Regions from separate parts of the Homo sapiens genome. Here region 2 is linked to region 1. Evidence: read pairs that join two places in POLR2A ChIA-PET (ENCODE). Cell type or tissue: A673. All regions are shown on one strand. Links, peaks and the distances in the headings refer to the core of each region. The heading gives the core; the rest is flanking DNA.

Region 1 (8,114 bases), core at 1,325-6,324:
GCTGTCCTCGTTGGCCCAATATAGCTGCTCCAACTCCTACCATCAAGATGGCATTCCAGCCAGTGGGGAATAGGAGAAGCAGATGGCAGGCCTCTTCATTTTAAGGGCACGACCTGGAAGCAGAACTAAATATTTCCACTCCTGTCTCATTGGCAAGAACTTGGATATCTCCAACTGTAAGGAAGCCTGGGAAATATGTTTTTATATTTTTATTTTTATTTTTACTTTTTATATGGAGTTTTGTTCTTGTCGCCCAGGCTGGAGTGCAGTGGCGCAATCTCGGCTCACTGCACCTCTGCTTCCCAGATTCAAGCCATTTTCCTGCCTCAGCCTCCCAAGTAGCTGGGATTACAGGCACATGCCACCATGCCTGGCTAATTTTTGTATTCTTGGTAGAGACAGGGTTTCACCATGTTGGCCAGGCTGGTCTCAAACTCCTGACCTCAGGTGATCGCCTACCTTGGCCTCCCAAAGTGCTGGGATTACAGGGTTGAGCCACTGTGCTCAGCCAGGGAAATGTGGTCTTTGTGCGGATAACTATGTACTCAGCTAAAACCTGTAGGCTTTTGGGTTTTATTACTAAAGGTGAGATGATAGAATGACTATGGGGGCACAAATCGCACATAGTGCTGTGATTGATTAATGATGTCTGTCATGGCACAGGCATAGGAAGTTACAGCTTAGCGTGACATTTTTCTCATCTCTGGGGCAGGGAAATGTTCTGTGTTTCAGATCCACTGTGCCCCGCTGTACATCCTCTAGTTCTGTTAAAGTTGAGAAAGTTCTTACCTGTGTGGACTTCAGTTTGTTCATTTTTAATATGAAAAGTATGGCCAGGCATGGTGGCTCACGCCTGTAATCCCAGCGCTTTGGGAGGTTGAGGCAGGTGGATCATGAGATCAGGAGTTCAAGACCAGCCTGGCCTACATGGTGAAACCCTGTCTCTACTAAAAATACAAAAATTAGCCGGGCGTTGTAGCGGACACCTGTAATCCCAGCTACTCTGGAGGCTGAGGCAGGAGAATTGCTTGAAACTGGAAGGCGGAGGTTGCAGTGAGCGGAGATCGTTCCACTGCACTCCAGCCTGGGCGAAAGAGTAAAACTCCGTCTCACAAAAAAAAAAAAAATGAAAAGTATGAGTTAATATTTCCAAGGTCACACAATGAGTGCATAAGAAAAAAAGTAAAAGGGGCTGAGCACAGTGATTTATGCCTATAATCCCAGCTCTTTGGGAGGCCAAGGCAAGAAGATCTCTTGGGCCGAGATGTTCAAGACCAGCCTGGGCAACATAAGGAGACCTTGCCTCTACAAAAAGTTAAAAAAAAAAAAAAAAAAAAAAGCTGGTCATGGTGGTATGTGCCTATAGTCTCAGCTACTCAGGAGGCTAAGATGGGAGAATGGCTTGAGCCCAAGAGTTCGAGGCTGCAGTGAGCTGTGATTGTGGCACTGCACTCCAGCCTGGGTGATAGAGTGAGACCCTATCTGAAAAAAAAAAAGAAGAAGAAAAGGAAGGGAAGGAGAGTGGGGAGGGGAAGGGAGGGAAAGGAGAGGGAAGAGGGAAGGAACTGGAGGGAAGGGAAAGGGAACTGGAGGGAAGAGGGAAGGGAAGGGGAAAGGGGAAGAAAGGGAAGGGGAGGGAAGGGGAAAGGGGAAGAAAGGGAAGGGGAGGGAAGGGGAGGGGAAAGGGGAGGGAAGGGAAGGGGAAGGGAAAGGGGAGGGAAGGGAAGGGGAGGGGAAAGGGGAGGGAAGGGAAGGGGAGGGGAAAGGGAAGGGGAGGGGAGGGAAGGGGAGGGAAGGGGAAGGGAAAGGGGAGGGAAGGGGAGGGGAGGGAAAGGGAGGGAAGAGAAGAGGAGGAAAGGGGAGGGGAAAGAGGAGGGAAGGGAAGGGGAGGGGAAAGAGGAGAGAAGGGGAGGGGAGGGGAAGGGAGGGGAGGGAAGGAGAGGGAAAGGGAGGGAAGGGGAAGGGAAAGGGGAAGGAAGGGAAGGAAAGGGGAGGGAATGGGAGGGGAGGGAAGAGGAGGGAAGGGGAAGGGAAAGGGGAGGAAAGGGAAGGGGAGGGGAGAGGTGAGAAAGGGATGGGAGTGAAGAGGGAGAGAAGGGGAGGGGAAGGAGAGGAGGGGATAGGGGAGGGGAGGGGAAAGTGGAGGGGAGGGGAAAGGGGAGGGAAGTGGAGGGGAAGGGGGAGGGAAGGGGAAGGGAAAGGGGAGAGCAGGGGAAAAAGGAGGGAAGGAGAAAGGGGAGGGAAGGGAAGGGAAGGGGAGGGAAGGGGATGGGAGGGAAAGGAAGGAGAGGGGAGGGAATGAGAGGGTAGGGAAGAGGAGGGAAGGGGAAGGGAAAGGGGAGGGAAGGGAAGGGAAGGGGAGGGAAGGGAAGAGGGAGAGAAGGGGAGGGGAAAGGGAAGGGAAGAGGGGGGAAGGGGAGGGGAGAGGAAAGGGGAAGGAAAGAGAAAGGGGAGGGGAAGGAAAGGAAAGGGAGGGAAGGGAAAGGGAAGGAAAGGAAAGGGAGGGAAGGGAAAGGGAAGGAAATGGAGGAAGGGGGAGGGAAGGGAAAGGGAAGGAAGGGGAGGGAAGGGAAAGGGAGGGAAGGGGAGGAGAAGAAAGGAAAAGAAAACAAATCCCATCTCCTCACTCTCTGTCCCGATGAGGTGGAAACAAAATTCTGTATTCTCAGAGCTTGACGGGCTCTGATTCAGCACCACCCATTTTACACATGTGGAAGAGGCACACAGAAGGAAAAGGACTTCCTTTCTTTACTCCAGGACATTCAGAAAGTTCAGTTTCTTAGTGTCTAGGCCCACGTTTTCTCCAATATATCTTGGCCCTTCTCTCTCTGCAGTGATATTTTAATCAAACTCCACCAGGCAGAGATCCTTGGGGTGTGTTTGCCCAATTCATTGGCAAATATATATTTTTTTTCTTTAGGACATCAGCCCTTGTTTTTCTACACCAGTTGAACTCAGAGATGTCAAAAACATAATCCTCATTCTCAGCCAATATAATTTCTTTCTTTCTTTTCTTTTCTTTCTTCTTCTTCTTCTTCTTTTTTTTTTTTTTGTTGTTGTTGTTGTTGTTGAGACAGAGTCTCCCTCTCTCACCCAGGTTGGAGTGCAGTGGTGTGATCTCAGCTCACTGCAACCTCCACCTCCTGGGCTCAAGTCATTCTCTGGCCTCAGCCTCCCGAGTAGCTGGGATTACAGGTGTGCTTCACTATGCCTGGCTAATTTTTATATTTTTAGTAGAGACTGGGTTTCTCCATGTTGGACAGGCTGGTCTTGAACTCCTGACCTCAAGTGATCCGCCCACCTCGGCCTCCCAAAGTTTGGCCTCCCAAAGTATTGGCCTCCCACAGTGCTGGGTGGCATGAGCCACCGTGCCCGGCCATGGCCAATGTGATTTTGTTTCTGAGTTTTCTTCAACTAAGGCAGGGTTTCTCAGCCATGGCATTGCTGACTTCTGGGGCTGAATCTTTCTCTGGGATGGGGTTGTCATGCGTTGCTGGGTGTTGAACAGCATCCCTGGCCTGCACCCACCAGATGGCAGTACTGTCCTTGAGCATCCTTGTCCCCATTGTGGCACCTCAAGATGTCTCCAGAAACCGATATGTGTCCGCTGGGTGAGCACTGCTAGACTAGACAGACACTTATGACCACACTGTGATGCAGTCCCCTTCCCTACCTAAGAGCGAAGTGAATGTCACAGGCCAGAGTGTGAATCTGTGCATCTGAGTCTGCGAATCTAATCCTTGCTGTGCAGCTTTGGGCAAGGGACCAAATCTCTCTGTGCCTCAGTTGTCTTATCTGTGAAGTGGGGGGCTCATTAGAGGACCCCATAGCTGAATACTTGGACACAGGAACTGAGATCATTGCTGTTGCCTCTGTGTGGCTGCAGGCATCACCGCCATGGCATGGGGTGTGGAGGAGAAGCTGCTGGTGATTGGCACCCAGGATGGCATCATGGCTGTGTGGGACATGGAAGAGCAGCATGTGATCCACATGCTAACTGGACACACAGGTGAGACTTGGGAAGTGGGCTTTGTGGTCAGCTTCCATAGTGAAAAGTTGGTTCTCAGAGCCCCTTCCCCACAGATTCACTTCTCTGTATTGAAACCCTGGCCTTTGTTCCTGCATCACTTAGCTATAGTTGCATAATGAACCATCCCCAAACACAGTAGTTTCAAACAAGCCATTTCTTTTTCTTTTTAAATATGGGATCTCACTGTATTGCCCAGGCTGGAGTGCAGTGGTGTGTTTATAACTCACTGCAGCCTCAAACTCCTGGGCCAAGTGATCCTCCTGCCTCAGCCTCCTGAGTAGCTGGGACTACAAGCACATACCACTATACCCAGCTAATTTTTTAATGTTTTTAGAAATGGGGTCTTGCTATGTTGCCCAGGCTGGTCTGAAACTCTTGGGCTCAAGTGATCCTCCCTCCTTAGCCTACCAAGTAGCTGGGATTACAAATTTGAGCCACAAACAAGCTATTTCTTTAGCTCACTTCCTGTGCATTGGCAATGCAGGCTGGACGCAGCTGGGCAGTTTTCTGCTCTCAGCTGGGCTTGCTCATGTATCTGCAGTCAGTCAGTGGATTATCTAGGAGCTGGCTGAATCTGAATATTTTCAAATGAGGCAACTCAACTTTGCTCCACGTGGTCTGTCATCATTCAGCGTCCTTCAGGTCTCTCATCCCCAGCAAAGGCAAGGTTTCTTTTTTTTTTTTTTTGAGACGGAGTCTTGCTCTGTCGCCCAAGCTAGAGTGCAGTGGTGCAATCTCGGCTCACTGTAAGCTCTGCCTCCCAGGTTCACGCCATTCTCCTGCCTCAGCCTCCCGAGTAGCTGGGACTACAGGCGCCCGCCACCATGCCTGGCTAATTTTTTATATTTTTTAGTAGAGACGGGGTTTCACCGTGTTAGCCAGGATGGTCTCAATCTCCTGACCTTGTGATCCACCCACCTCGTCCTCCCAAAGTGCTGGGATTACAGGCGTGAGCCACCGTGCCCAGCCAAAGGCAGGGTTTCAAGAAAACAAGTAGGCACTCACAGAATCTCTTAAGCCTGGACTTGGAGTTGGCACCTGGTCACATTCACATTCTCTTGACCAAAGGAATTCACAAGAGCAGTCCAGTAGGGAAATAGGCTAAATAGGCTTTCTGCCTTCTTTTCTTTTCTCTTTCCTTTCCTTTCCTTTCTCTTCTCTTTCCTTTTCTTTTTCTCATTCTTTTTTTCTGACAGGGTGTTGCTCTGTTGCCCAAGCTGGAGTGCAGTGGCACAATCTCAGCTCACTGCACTCTCAGCCTCCTGGGCTCAAGCAATCCTCCCATCTCAGCCTCTTGAGTAGCTGGGACTGCAGGCACACACCACCACACCTGGCTGATTTTTGTATTTTTTGGTAGAGACAGGGTCTCACTATGTTGCTGAGGCTGGTCTCAAGCTCCTGAGCTCAAGCAATCCTCTCGCCTTGTCCTTCCAAAGTGCTGAGATTACAGGTGTGAGCCACTACACCCAGCCTAGGCTTCATTTTTTGATGGGAGGAGCTGCAAAGTCACATTGCCAAGGATGTGGATCAGTAAGGGTAAAGAATTGTGGTCCTTTTTGCATTTGTCGACCTCAGATCCTAAGTAAGGTTGTTTATTTCTACATAGTCCCTTAACAGATATGGCTTATTTCTGTAATCAATTGTTGAGTGCCTGCTGAGTACCAGGTCCTGTTCTAGATGCTGAAGAGAGATAGACGAGGGTCGGGACTAGGATGGAAAACTATTCATTCTTGAAGACTAATCTCAAGGGTCCTCCCTTTGGGAGAGATGATTCCCACAGTAGAGTTCATAACTAGCTACCTTGTGCTCTCCTGCAGCTTGATATACATAGGACCACATTGGCTAAGACTACAGTTGGCTGGGCGTGGTGGCTTATCCCAGCACTTTAGGAGGCTGAGGCAGGCAGATCATTTAAGCTCAGGATTTTGAGACCAGCTTGGGCAACATGGTGAACCCACATCTCTACAAAAAATGCAAAAATTAGCCAGGCATGGTGGTGCACACCTTTAGTCCCAGCTACTTGGGAGGCTGGGGCATGAGAATCGCTTGAGCTCAGGAGATTGGGGCTACAGTGAGCTGTGATTACACCACTGTACTCTAGCCTGTGCAACACAGCGAGACCCTATCTCAAAAAAAAAAGCAAGACTACATTTATTTGTTGACCTGAGATCTTATTACTATTGTTTGAGGGCAAGGGTTATGTTTTATTCAACATACTCCATGCTTATTTGTTGAATAAATAAGTTAAAATATCCCATGTGTTTAAAAAATACATTTAACAGAATCAAGTCATCGAAAATTAGCTTTAGAAAGAATCTAATCTAGGCCAGGTGCAGTGGCTCACGCTTGTAATCTCAGCACTTTGGGAGGCCTAGGCGGGTGGATCACAAGGTCAGGAGATCGAGACCATCCTGGCTAACACGGTGAAACCCTGTCTCTACTAAAAATACAAAAAAAATTAGCTGGGCGTGATGGTGGGTGCCTGTAGTCCCAGCTACTCGGGAGGCTGAGGCAGGAGAATGGCATCAACCCAGGAGGTGGTGCTTGCAGTGAGCCGAGATTGCACCACTGCACTCCAGCCTGGGCGACAGAGTGAGACTCTGTCTCAAAAAAAAAAAAAAGAAAAAAAAAAAGAATCTAATCTAACCCTTTTATGTAATTAAGAAAACAGGTTGGGCATTTTATTTAATTAATAAAACAGGACTCACACCTGTAATCCCAGCACTTTGAAGATGGGAGGATCACTTGAGGCCCAGAATTCAAGACCAGCCTGTGCAACATAGCAAGACGTCACCTCTAAAAAAAAAAAAAAAAAAAAAAGTGTTTTAAATTAGCCAGGCATGGTGGTGTGCACCTGAAGTCCCAGCTACGTGAGAGGCTGAGCCAAGAGGATTGCTTGAGTCCAGGAGTTGGAGGCTGCAGTGAGCCATGTTTGCACCACTGTATTCCATCCTGGGCGACAGAGTGAGACCTTGTTTCCAAAAAACCAAACAAACAGAAAAATGGGTGGGGGTGGAGAAGGTCTAAAGAGCTGAATCAAATTTCTATTAGAGATGACATATTCAAATTTTTAAAAAATTTAAAGGGGTGCCCTAAAAGGCTCAATTGACAAGATACATAATATTATGACACAATCTTTTGAAAAATCAAAAGTTTAATTGGCCCTCCATATCTGTGGGTTTTGCATCTATAGATTCAACCGACTGTGGATTGAAAATATTTGGAAAAGCTGGATGCAGTGGTGTGTGCCTGTAGTCCCAGCTACAAGGAGGAGGATGCCTTGAGCCCGGGTGTTTGAGTTCAGCCTGGGCAACAGAGTGAGATCCTGTCTTTTGGTTGTTGTTGGCTGTGTTTCTTTTTCTTTCTTCCTTTTCCTTCTTTCTTTCTTTCTTTCTTTCTCTTTCTTTTTCCATCCTTCCTTCCTTCTTTCCTTCCTTTCCTTCCTTCCTTCCCTTCCTTCCCCCCTTCCCCTTCCTCCCTTCTTTCCTTCCTCCCTCCCTCCCTCCTTTCTCTCTCTCTTTCTTTCTTTCCTTCTTTCTTTCTTTTCTTTCTTTCTTTTTTTTTTTTCAGGATCTCACTCTGTCATCCATGCTGGAGCACAATGGTGCAATCATAGTACACTACAATCTTGACATCCCAGGTTCAAGCAATCCTCCCACCTCAGCCTCCTGAAGAGCTAGGAGCACAGGTGCATGCCACCATGCCCAACTACTTTTTAAAACAGTTTTTGTAGAGACTGGGTCTCACCGTGTTTCCCAGGCTGGTCTTGAATTCCTGGTATCAAGCCATCCTCCCACCTCAGCCTCCTGAAGTGCTGGAATTACAGGCATAAGCCACTGTACCTGTCTCTTAAAAATAAATTTAAAGGTGGGGAACGGTGGCTCATGCCTGTAATCCCAGCACTTTGGGAGGCCGAGGTGGGTGGATCACCTGAGATCAGGAGTTTGAGACCAGCCTGGCTAACATGATGAAACTCTGTCTCTACTAAAAATACAAAATTAGCCGGGCGTGGTGATATATACCTGTAATCCCAGCTACTCGGGAGGCTGAGGCAGGAGAATCACTTGAACCCAGGAGGTGGAGG
Region 2 (5,000 bases), core at 1-5,000, 280 kb after region 1:
AGGGCCACCAGCAGCCACCAGCAGGTGGGGGAGACACAGGATGAGCTCACCTGACAGCCCCTGGAGGGAGCCAATCCCATCAACGCCTTGATTTCAGACTTCTGGCTGAAATCAAGACTCCCAGAACTGGGAGGGAATATCTTTCTGTTGTTGCAAACCACCCATTCTGTGGCCGCTTGGTATGGCAGCCCCGGAAAACTCAACACGATCCCTAGGCCGTTCCCAGGAACTACCTAAGGAACTGAGCAGAGACTGAGTGTTTTCTAAGAGTTACAGATGTGGAGGTGACCGCAGTCATAAAATCAGAAACCCGGCCGGGCAGGGGGCTCACACCTATTCAGGAACCCAGTGCTTTGGGAGGCCAAGGTAGGAGATCACTTGAGCCCAGCAGTTCTAGATCAGCCTGGGCAACATAGCCACACCTCGTCTCTACAAAAAAAAATATAATAATTAGCCAGGTGCGCCAGGAGCAGTGGCTCATGCCTGTAATCCCAGCACTTTGGGAGGGCAAGGCGGGCAGATCACCTGAGGTCGGGAGTTTAAGACCAGCCTGACCAACATGGAGAAACCCTGTCTCTACTAAAAATACAACATTAGCCGGGCATAGTGGTGCATGCCTGTAATCCTAGCTACTCGGGAGGCTGAGGCAGGAGAATCGCTTGAACCCAGGAGGTGGAGGTTGCAGAGAGCCAGGATTGCACCATTGCACTCCAGCCTGGGCAACAAGAGTGAAACTCCGTTTCAAAAATAAATTAGCCAGGTGCAGTGGTGGATGCCTGAAGCACTAGGGAGGCTACTACTCAGGAAGCTGAGGTGGGAGGATCTGAGTAGAGCCTGAGAAGTTGAAGGCTGCAGTGAGCTATAATTGCACTACTGTACTCCAGGCTGGGTGACTACGCTAGAAGATTCCACCTCCGCAGAAAAAAAAGAACAATGGCAGGGCATGGTGACTCATGTCTATAATCCCAGCACTTTGGGAGGCCAAGGTGGGAGGACTGCTTGAACTCAAGAGTTCAAGTCCAGCCTTGGCAACATAGCGAAACCCCGTCTCTACAGAAAAAAAAAAAAAAAAAAAAAAAAAAAAAATATATATATATATATATATATATATATATATATATATATATATATATAAGCCAGGTGTGGTGGTGCCCACGTGTACTCCTAGCTACTCAGGAGGCTGAGGTGGGAGGATCACTTAAACCCAGGAAGCAGAGGTTGCAGTGAGCTGAGATTGTGCCACTGCACTCCAGCCTGGGCGACACAGCAAGATGCTGTCTCAAAAAAAAAAAAAAAAAAAAAAAGAACCAAACTCCAGGGTAGCCAAAAACTTGCTCTGTGGGAAGATACCTGTTCTGAAGAGAATTTAAGGTGCAACGCGGCAGTTTTTCACACTTGCCAAAGTCTTCAAGTTAGGGATTAGGTGGGAACCCTATGCCTGAAAGGGACCTCACTGCTCTGCTGAGGGGGAAAGCCGGGGTGGGGCTGGTGGTCTTGTCACCCCCCAACCACTACGGCATATTTGTTGGGAGCAGGACTCAGGAGACTACAGGTCGTCCCCGCAAAATGCCTTTCGGCAGGACAGATCACTGTGAATCCCACTGCCCAAGGTTCAAATCCCAGTGTGGTTACTTACTCAGGGCGAGACCCTTGGAGGAACCACAGCCTGGCCAGCCCTCCCCATCCTCTGCCTTAGTTGGGGAAGAGGGCACTTGCGGTGATGACATCAGGCCCACAGGAAGCACCCACACACGCTCCTCGCCCCGCCTGCTGCACACGCACTGGGACGCCCCGTTTCCTACCTAAGAGCTGCTGCCCATCTCCCTCCAGGTGGATGGACCTCACGGGCAGCTCGTGCCTGGTAGTGTCCAGGGCCGTGGCGAATGTCCTGTATTGCTCCTTGAAGCGTGTGGCCACTGCCTCGAAGGGGCTGAGCATCTCGATCTGTAAGCAGAAGGGATAATCAGGGGAGACCCTGGAGTCCCCTCTCTGGAAACTTAACAGAAGCTTAACGGCTTGTGCAGGGTTAAGATACAGCGCTGTTCTTCACCACCCCCCAGGGAATCAGAGCTCAGGAAGTTTCCGAGGGTGTGGTGAGCTCTTCCCAAGAGAGCCAAGTGGATGGCAAGGCGGCCCAGGCCCCTTACTGAGAACATGTGTCTGCCAGCGGTTCTAGGCTTGGGCCCTCAGCTGAGCCCACCTGCTTTAGAGTACTGCGCCTAAACGCCTGCCTTCCACAAGGCCATCCCCGGCATGGCCCACTCCCACCCCAAACATGCTGTCTGGGTCTTCATGGGGGTTTGAAATGATATACGATTGACCCTTGAGCAACACGGGAGTTTGGGGCATCAACCCCTGTGCAGTCAAAAATCTGTATCTAACTTTTGACTTCCCCCAAATTTACTGATAGCTACTGCTGACTGAAACCTTACTGATAGTAAACATTCAATAAACATGTAAATAGATTAGCATCTATATACACACACACATACACACACACACAGACACACATACAGACACACACACACACACATACACATATATATTTTTTAGATGGAATCTTGCTCTGTCTCCCAGGCTGGAGTGCAGCGGCGCAGTCTCGGCTCACTGCAACCTCTGCCTCCCGGGTTCCAGCAATTCTTGCGCCTCAGTCTCCCAAGTAGCTGGGTTACAGGCACGCATCACCATGCCCAGCTAATTTTTTGTATTTTTAGTAGAGACGGGGTTTCACCATGTTGGCCAGGCTGGTCTCAAACTCCTGACCTCAAGTAATCCGCCCACCTCAGCCTCCCAAAGTGCTGGGATCACAGGCGTGAGCCACTGCACATACATATTTTTTATAGACAGATCTTACTGTGTTGCCCAAGGTGGAGTGCTGTGGAGTGATCACAGTTCACTGCAGCCTCCACCTCCCAGGGTCAAGCAAACCTCTTGCCTCAGCTTCCCAAGTAGCTGGGACTATAGGCATATGCCACCACACTTGGCTAATTTTTAATTTTTATAGAAATTGGCCGGATGCAGTGGCTCACACCTATAATCCCAGCACTTTCAGAGGCTAAGGAGGGCGGATCACTTGAGGTCCAGAGTTCGAGACCAGCCTGGCCAACATGGCAAAACCCTGTCTGTACTAAAAATACAAAATTTAGCTGGGCGTGGTGGTGCATGCCTGTAGTCCCAGCTACTCAGGAAGCTCAGGTATGAGAGTTGCCTGAACCTGGGAGGCGGACGTTGCAGTGAGCTGAGACAGCACCACTGCACTACAGCCTGGGTGACAGAGCAAGACGCCCATCTCAAAAAAAAAAAAAATTTTTTTGTAGAGATTGGGTGTCACTATGTTGCCCATGCTGGGACAAGTATGTATGCACTCATGACATGCCTAACTTTTTCTTAATTTTTTCAGTATTTCTAGGCTATAAGGTTCATCTATGAGTTTCTTCAAATTGTCACAAATCTCTAAAACTTTTTCCAATATACTTATTGAAAAAAATCTGCATGTAAGTGGAACCTCACACTTCAAATTCGTGTTGTTTGAGGGTCAACTGGGTTTGTCTCTTTTTCTTCCATTTTGAGCTCCCTAAAGTCAGAGACCTTGTACTCAAGCCCAGGGTCTAGCTGCACGGGTGCTCACATGAAAATTTTGGATGTTAGGGGTTGAGCTGTATCCCCCCAAATTCATACCTGATGATCCAACTCCCAGTACCTTGGAATGTGCCCTTATTTGAAAAGAGGGACTTTATCAGGGTCATCAAGTTAACATGAGGTGATAGGGGGGTTGTAGGGGGGATGCTAATCCAACACGACTGGTGTCTTGTGGGGAAAGGGGGACACAGACACACACAGCAGGGAGGACATGTGAACACAGAGAAGACAACCATTCACAGGCCAAAGACAGGGCCAGGAGAGATTCTCCCTCGCAGCCCTCAGACAGGGCCAACCACCAACACCTCAATCTCGGACTTTCAGCTTCCTGAACCGTAAGAGAATGAATTCCAGTTGTTTTGCCCACCCAGGTTGTGGGACTCTGTCCCAGCAACCACAGGAAACTCACCCACTGGGTGGGGGGTCCGCCCCTGCCAATCAGCCCTTTCTGGGTTCCAGGGGTTTGTTCCTGTCCTTCTCCCACATGGACACTGCTGACCACACAGCATTAGGAGTGATGTGCCTCTCACCAGTACCCTGACCCTGCAGGGGAGTCCCAGAGCACGTCATCCTGTTGCTGCTCACGATCATCAGGCGCTCAGGAAGTCTCTGCACAAGTGCATAGAAGGTGCACACCTCCCTTATTCATTCACACTTTACTTTGTAACCTCATTCTCTAAAAGTGTCATCATAGACCAACACCAGGACCAGAGCAAGTGTGGCATTAAAAGCCCAACACAGTTAGAAGCCAGTGAGCAATGATACCCTAGCACGAATGCTACCGAAACAGTGGAGATGGGACAGATTCACAGGGAACACTCACTGGTCACAGAGTGTCACTTACAACTGACCTGGGCATCCAGGACATCTGCCAGCTCCCGCTTCCTCTGAGAGAGGAGAAGCCTGCGCTTCAGCTCGTGGGCCTTTTTCTGTAGCTTCTCCTTCTCCTTACACATTATTAATAAATTCTTTTCTGCCCTTCTTTCAAACTCAGCAAGATTGTTCTCCATCTGTTAAATGTGAAAGAAAAGCTCAAGCAGGTGGGGACTCCCTCCCCGTGAATGGAGGCCACCCTTCCATCCATGGCATACGTGAACAAGAAACTGTTTTCACCTTTACGGATAGTAGCGTCAGCAGTAGTGTCTGAGACTCCATCATTTCCATTGCTTCAGATAAATCCTTAAGAAAAGAAAAAGACCCTCTCAATTCCTGATGAAGTGGTATAAATCCAGCTCTTTTCCCAGCAGGGGGAGAACTCTGGCTTGTGTGGATTTTCTGTATTCAGTTTGATATTCGGTAGTTCTCTACTGTAGTGGGTCTATTGCTTCTATTTTCTTTTATTTGGTTTTCTGCGGCGCTGA

Evidence for each region. ChIA-PET counts read pairs that join two places held together with the same protein. Peaks named below come from ENCODE experiments on the same cell type or tissue, not always from the same donor. Only the 100,000 strongest peaks of a DNase experiment are listed, where the experiment ranks them.
Region 2: POLR2A ChIA-PET joins it to region 1 with 10 read pairs; 6 of 35 experiments call an interaction of 5 or more read pairs at or near these places.

Annotation. Positions count from the first base shown.
Region 1 is chr19:16,775,457-16,783,570 of GRCh38, forward strand. NWD1 (NACHT and WD repeat domain containing 1) reads left to right here. Exons shown (of 19, transcript NM_001007525.5): 12 at 3,887-4,009. Among named protein-coding and RNA genes, the nearest start is that of SIN3B, 50 kb to the right of the region's middle. In A673, for the core only: a CTCF peak has its summit at 3,530 (motif pointing right); a DNase peak (open chromatin) is centred at 3,545.
Region 2 is chr19:17,054,059-17,059,058 of GRCh38, forward strand. It overlaps HAUS8 (HAUS augmin like complex subunit 8), which reads right to left. Exons shown (of 11, transcript NM_033417.2): 7 at 4,753-4,818; 8 at 4,491-4,649; 9 at 1,803-1,944. Among named protein-coding and RNA genes, the nearest start is that of HAUS8, 19 kb to the right of the region's middle. In A673, for the core only: no CTCF peak of the experiment used is centred there; a DNase peak (open chromatin) is centred at 2,083.